2 separate regions of the Homo sapiens genome follow, and region 1 is linked to region 2. A link is a contact called in ENCODE Hi-C data. All regions are on one chromosome and are shown on one strand. The core of a region is the stretch at or near the end of the contact, and the rest is flanking DNA. Distances in the headings are between cores, read along the strand shown. Region 1 overlaps PRKCE (protein kinase C epsilon). Region 2 holds the start of EPAS1 (endothelial PAS domain protein 1).

Region 1 (3,704 bases), core at 245-2,744, 350 kb after region 2:
TAAAGACAGACAGCCCTGGCTTTGCCAGATGCCTGTGTTCTAATCTGGCCCCCCACCAGTGGAGCACAGTTATGCAGCATCTCTTTAAAACTTCTCTGAGGAAGGGGTAATAAGAGTACCTGCCTTGCAGGGGACTGTGAGGGTTGAACGTGATAGCTCATGGAAAGCACTTAGTATGGTGCCTGGTACATAGCATGTGCTCAACCAGTGACGGCTGTGGTTGTGGTGTAGCCTGGCTGATATAGTTTCGACGTTTGTCCTCTCCAAATCTGATGTTGAAGTGTAATCCCCAATGTTGGAGGTGGGACCTGGTGGGAGGTGTTTGAGTCACAGGGCGGATCCCTCATGAATGGCTTGGGGCTGTCCTGATAACAAGAGTTCTTACTCTGAGTTCACATGAGATCCAGTTGTTTGACAGAGTATGACACCTCCCCGCTCTTGCTTCAGCTCTCGCCATGTGACATGCTGGCTTCCCCTTCACCGTCTGCCATGATCGTAAGCTTCCTGAGGCCCTCACCAGAAGCCAAGCAGATGTTGGTGCCATGCTTGTACAGCCTGCAGAACTGTGAGCCAATTAAACCTCTTTTCTTTATAAATTACCCGGCCTCAATAATTCCTTTATAGCAAGGCAAGAATGGACTCACACAGCAGCCTTCCCCAGGTGTTCCTCTGAAACTGAAATCCTCACAGAACACATCTTACTCTTAATGCATTGGTGTGGCCATCGTTTCCCTGCCTAATGCGAGAAAGTTTTGGCAATGGAAGGCTCAGGAAGGGGGGAAGTTGAAAGAGGAACAAGAAGTGGAAGAAGCATTACTGGAAAGGAAAAGGGCAGGGATAGGGAAGGCTGAGGGCACAAAAACAGGTGTCCCCACTCTACCTAGGGCCACCTCTGTATCCATTTGCAAAATGGTTTCAAAGGGAATCCGCCAACCTAAATGTCCAAAGATTTATAAGTGAAGTCACTTGAGGTTTTTGTGTTTTTGTTTTTAAATTGAGGATTGCCCAGCACAGTGGCTCATGCCTGTAATCCCAGCACTTTGGGAGGCCAAGGTGGATGGATCGCTTGAGCCCAGGACTTCGAGACTAGCCTAGGCAACATGGCAAAATCCTGTCTCTACAAAAAAAAAAAAAAAAAAAAAAAAAAATTAGCCGGGTATGGTGGCACGCACCTGTAGTCCCGGCTACTTGGGAGACTGAGGCGGGAGTATCATTCGAGCCTGGGAGGCTGCGGTTGCAGTGAGCTGAGATCACATCACTGTACTCCAGCCTGGGCGACAGAGCAAGACCCTGTCTCAAAAAACTAAATACATAAAAATAAATTGAGGACGAATTTACATAAAGTAAAACGTACAGATCTTAAGTTTACGAGTCAATAAGTTTTGAAAACTGTATACCAGCATAGCCATCACTCCAGTCTGAGCTGTGCCTTAGATACTATACTGGCTCAACAGCATTTCCTGTAGAGCTCATGCATAAGGAATGCCTGCTGCTGGAGAGACGCTGAGGCTTTTCCTACAGCCCTGGAACCCTGAGGCACCCCACAATATGGGGAACAAAAGGAGCATCAAAAAGTCCGAATGGAGCAAATGGACAGCAGTCAAAGCAGAATGGAGGGAAGAAATGAGTCACCAACGAAGTGATTCGGGCCTAAAAGGCTTTGGGATCAATGAATCTAGTCAAGAATATGCATAGAATGGCCCTGCAGGGTTGCCAACATGGTTGAGTCCTGGAATAGATTCATAATACCTATATTCTTTCCACATCTGACTCAGCCATCGCCCCCACCATCTATCTGCCTTTGAACGAATCACATCACAGCTCAATGCCTCAGTTTCCAAAACTGTAAAACCACGTGAGTGGACCAAACACTCTGTGCCTTTTCTAGCTTGAACAACTTAAACAATCCTGCGTTGATGATCTAGACTGGGCAGTTTCACTGCGCGGTCACTCCAAATTCACCTTTGTTTACTTAACACAGACACAGCCTCCCCTGCTGCTGTCTGGTGCATTCTGCAAACTGGGAACTCTCCTGACAAAGGGGACCCAGAAAGCAGGAGAGGAGGCTTGGTTTCTGCTAAGACGTGTAACTTAGCTGACATTTGTTATATCCTGGCGTCTGGTGAGAACTTTATATTCTGTGTCCTCCTCAAAGGCCTCTGAGACAGTGGAACTGGAAAACATTTAAGACAGAAAAAAAAAGGCTCTGGAAAGAAGGAATTCTGGCATGTTTCTGGCATGTGTAACCTCAACCATTTTGAGTCTTTGTGGGAGAAAAATAGTTAATCTTGTAAAACTAAATTACAACTAACCTGCAAGATCAAGTCCAAATGTTAGCGCCCCCTGGCAGACCTTCCTAAGCCCCGGCTAGAGGGGCTCACAGTGAGTTCCGTGGCCCTCTGCCCTATCCCTCTTTTGGCAGATGTACTCTGAGCTATAGGACCCACGTGCAACTCCTATGTGCTGGCTTAGACGCTATGGTTCTAAACTTTCATAGACTGGGTAACTGCTTTGCACATGATGACTGCGAAATCATTTTTTAAATAAAGGAATAAATGAATGTTAGTCTGCTTTGGAGTATATTTAATTGTGTCCTTTAACAAAGGAATTTCTTTTCTACAATATTCAAAAGCAGAAAATTACCTAAAATGAGCTCTTAAAGCCTCCTGAATCTTCACAGCTGAATCCTAGCGCCGAGATACAATCATCCTCTTTGGCTAAAATGATTCATCAATTTACAAAATGCCATAAAAGTAGAAATATTATGTGAAATAAATGGGAATTATGATCACATGTATTTGTGCAACACTTCTAAAGTATATTAAGAACAGCAGCAGCTAACTTCTGGGGAGTGGAGAATAAGAGGTTGGGGGGACAACTTTTCTTTTATACTTTTAAAGCACTGTTACTGTTAAATGTTTTACTGTAAGCATATTTCCACTGATGTTTAATTAAAAATGAAGTTTACAGAAAATTTTGATATATATACTCATTTAGTTACATGTGTACTATAATAAACATAATGCATTATAATTCATTTTATTGTTGAAAAAAACTGAATCTCAAGAAGATTAAGTGACTTTTTCCAAGAGTTAATCGCAGAATCATAAAACAAAGCGTGCTTACACAACAAAGCACAGGAAAGAGAGGAATTTGTATTCCATTCGTGTTCTAATCCTTCCTGCGGGGACCTCGTCATTAGACCAACAGTAATTTACTGAGTGCACACCCTACGCCATCCCCTGCTGTTCCCCTCATGAGAGCCACAGGGACCTTTCACATCACAACGGCTGCACGTTCCTCATATATGACATGTCACACATAATATGACAACATTAATTATAATAACATTTACAAGAGACTTGCTCTTTTATATCCTCTCAATGGATTTCAGGGAGGAACATACTGCCTATATGATTTTTTTCTCACTTGCACAATTTGGAAGTCATCAGCCACATGATGTCATTCTCCTAACCCACATGTAAACTTTGAGGCATTTCAGGGTGCACCCAGATAAGCATTGTCTTTGGCCAGAAACGCTTCTCTAATTGGTGTTTTTGGACCTTAACTAGCACAACGATTCAGCCTGTCAACATGTAACAGGTAGAATTAGAATCAATGTCTTATAGCAACTGCCTCAGATCAACATGAGACGTAAATGTTTCAAAGCCTGGCTCCCATACATCTCTAAGCAAGAGTGCTCA
Region 2 (3,372 bases), core at 764-3,263:
TGGGAATGTGCCGGCTGCAGTCTCAGGGCTCCCTCACTTGTCTTGGGTCTGAGGGCGCGACGGTGACGAGAAAGGGGGGACTACGGCCAGGAAAGGGGAGCAGGGCCCAATCCCCTCCCCTAGCGATCCCGCAGTGAAGGGCCCGGGCGCCGAGCCAGGACAGGCGCGATTCGCTCCCGTTTATCAAATCCTTATCGGTGCCCCGAGGTGGGAACCGCTGCTTTCGACCGGAGGATACACGGTTTCTGGCTCCAGTCCCGTAGTGGAAGTTGGAACAAGAGCAAATCAACCTCGGCAGTGAGCCCTCCCGGCCAGTCACCTCCCTCCCTTAGCGAGTCGGTCCTCCTCATCCTCGCACCTCTATACCGCCGCTCCGCCGCTGGTTTCCCGCGGCTCAGGCGGTTCAGCCGGCCGCGCGTTGGATTCCAGCTTCCCGCAGCATAGCCTCGCCAAGCCGCGGCCAAGCGCGGGGCTGGAAGCTCCAGGCCACTGGGGCCGCACGGGTGGAGACAGGAGGAGAAAGGGGACAGGCGGCGAGCCGCACACATTTGCAGAAGTTGAGGCCCTGCCTGCTTCTGCGCGGCCGCGCAGAGGGCTCGAACCCTCGCTCGGGTAGCGCCGGGCCCGGCTGGACTGGGAGCGGCCGGGAGAGGGCGAGAGGGCAGCAAGAAATGGCCAGAGTTGCCTCTCACCCAGTGCCGAGAGGCTCGCGAGGGCAGGCGGGCAGATCGTGGCTGCCCTTCTCTGTCCTCTTCGGAGACAGACACCCGGACCTGCCAGGGACATCCAGTGTTGCCGTCCGCTTCCTACACACCGAACCATCTGCCCCCGCAGGGCAATCCAGGTCACTCACTACCTACTCTCCCCAGAGTCAAGGTGCGGCACGAGGAAGTGGGTTCTCCAACCTTCGGTGGGGTCTGGAGCCCGGCAGCGGGGCGCTCTGAAGGGTCCTGGCTCCTCGGTAGGATCGTGTCCCTGAGCCGCTCTCCGCCTCCCGCCCCCCTTTGCCCACTTGGGCCGCGGCGCGGGCACAGGAGCGCATTTGGAAGGACTCCGCGAATCCAGAGAAAAATAGAGACGTGGATGCTGCCCCAAAATGAGAGACCAGAGAAAGTCGAGGACATGCACCCACAAACATTTCCAAGCGCCGGTGGCCACGGTAATCTGCTGCGGGGCGGCTGGGAGATTTTCAAAGGCACCGCGGAAGCACCTCCGACCTCCAGGCCATCTCCCTCGGCCTCCTGGCCTCGCCGTGCGCGCAAATCCCCGACTCCTCCGAGCCGCAGAAGTCTCCACTGCAAAGCTGCTGATCCGCGCCCCCAAACCGGGCACATGCTCTCCCCCTCACAGCCCTCCAAACCGAGCCTCGAGCTCCGAAGACCTCTCAGCACTCTTCTCCCAACCACTCTCGGTCGCGCCTGCCCCGCGCAGCCCGGCCCTGGCCTCGGACCGGCCCCCTGATCGGCCCGGACGCCCGCTTACCTTTTCTTCTCCTTGTCAGCTGTCATTGTCGCTGTGGCCCTTTGAGACGTTCAGACGCCGAGCACCTGGGCTCCCTGGCGGGTGGGGGGCTGTGGCCCTCGTCCGCTCCCCGCGGCCCGGGCGGGTGGTGAAGGTCCGAGGTGCGCGCAGGTCCCGAGCGCCCCGCGCAGTCAGGTGGAAGGTGGCGCGCGGCGGGCTAGGTGCGGGGGCGGGGGTGGAGAAAGGTGACTGGGAGGAACCTGCGCGCGGAGGCGGGGTCCGGGGAAGGAGTGGGTGGAGGCTGTCAGACCCGAAAAGAGGACGGAGAGAAGGGAACCCAAGTTCCTTTTTCCCTGGAAAAGGAGTCACTTTTCTGAGTTTTCAAAGAAAAAAAAAAGTGGCTCGAATGCTGGGAGTCGGAAGGAGTCGGAGGCCGGGCTGAGCTGACCATACAGTCTCAGGACACTGCCGAGGATTGTACGGCCGCCTCAGGAGCGCTGGGGCGGAAGCGCAGCGGGCACCGGACCCGTGTGGCGGTCCGCTCGCGAGTGTAAAGCTCCCGCGGCCGGCAGCCCACTTTAAAAACTCCGTCGGCCGGCTTGGGGCGGGCACGGGGCGGGCGCGGAGGGCGGGGGGCGGGCACCGGCGCGGGTGTGTGGGCGGGCACGCGCCGGCAGGCCCCGCCCGCGCCGAGCTCCGGGCGGCTCACTGCGTCCCGGCCAATGGGGACGCGCGGCCGCAGCCTCTGCCCTGACCCTGGCCCGCCTCCTGCCCCCGCGCTGCGCCCCGCCTCCTGCCTCCGCACTTCGAGGACTTGTTTATGAGGTCGTCTGGGCGGCGGGTAGCGGGGTGGGACTCCGCGTCGGGGAGAGGCAGCCTGCGCAGGGCCGAGGGGCGGCCGGGAGCCGGGCTCCGGGATTGCTGCGGGGGACGGCAGTTGCGCCACAGCGTCGGTGTCCTCGTACCGGCGCCGTGCCCTTGGAACGAGGGCAGGACCGCGGGCAGCGCCGGGCCAGCGCGGAGCCCCTCCACGCTGCTGCGCTCCTGCGTCCCTGGCCCTCGGGCCAGGTGGGGATAATTTCTCGGCCCCCAGCGGCTGCGTTTCGGGCGTGGGCGATGCGCCCTTTTCGGTGGGACGCAGCTGACTTGACCGTCTGGGAGAAGCAGTGCAAGGAAATTGATCTAGGGCTGCGCCTACTCTTCCTTCCCTCTCCCAGCAGGGTGGTTGCTTACCGGCTTGTGCCAGGCGGTTTGGTTTTGGCGGGGATGCGGCAGAGGAGGCCCTTTGAGCCGCCCGAGGCCGGGGCGAGTTCAGAATTGGAGAAGTCAGTCTGGTTCCCCAGTGTGATCTTGGAGTGACAAGAGTTGGCCATGTGCCCTCAAGTCACTGCATCTCAGGCCTGCCCTCTCTGCCGCCAGGGTCGATGGAAGTCCTGGGAAACCCAAAGGCTACAGGTGTTGGAAATTTGTAGATTTAAGGGCTCACACAGGCAACGGTTAGCGCTCAGGGATTTTCCAGCGGCGCTTTTGACGCTGCCTTCCATCTCCGGGCCCAGTGCTCCCCTGCCCCGCGCTGAGCTGTCTCCCACTCGCTACCGGCGATGGGGAAGGGACATCTGGGGAGAGGACAGGGGACGCCCTTAGTTTTTGAAGGCTGTGGAAGGACCCATGAGTTTCACAGGTGTAACTTGAAGTTGGAAAGCGAGGGCCAAAGAACTGGTCTATATCTCTCCCTTTAGCCTCTTGCCACATTTTATACTAGAACGATCTACAGAAGCGATTTGAAGAGAAGGGTAGGTTTCAGCGCCATAATAAAAATGAACACGTGTTTTCCCCGTGTACACAGAAAGGGTTGGGGGAGATACTTTTCAGGAGCCTGGAGAAGGCGAAGTGGGGAGAGGGCAAAAACTG

Evidence for each region. A loop is a pair of places that touch in the nucleus more often than their neighbours do. Pooled maps may share reads with other maps.
Region 1: a loop to region 2 is called in a map of IMR-90, with 5 times the contacts of the local background. The contact joins the enhancer-like site here to the promoter of EPAS1 in region 2. A Hi-C loop is called at or near these places in 2 of 168 maps with a recorded cell type or tissue (IMR-90 and PC-9) and 4 of 50 pooled maps.

What each region holds. Positions count from the first base shown.
Region 1 is chr2:45,942,100-45,945,803 of GRCh38, reverse strand. The region is part of intron 2 of PRKCE (protein kinase C epsilon); the gene reads right to left. Among named protein-coding and RNA genes, the nearest start is that of PRKCE-AS1, 270 kb to the right of the region's middle. Within about 2 kb of position 1,494, at least 3 of the 41 ENCODE cell types and tissues checked have a DNase peak (open chromatin) inside an H3K27ac peak, as active enhancers do.
Region 2 is chr2:46,296,048-46,299,419 of GRCh38, reverse strand. EPAS1 (endothelial PAS domain protein 1) reads right to left here and starts at 2,013. Exons shown (of 16, transcript NM_001430.5): 1 at 1,483-2,013. The coding sequence starts at 1,508. RefSeq lists silencers at 1,420-1,749, 1,980-2,559.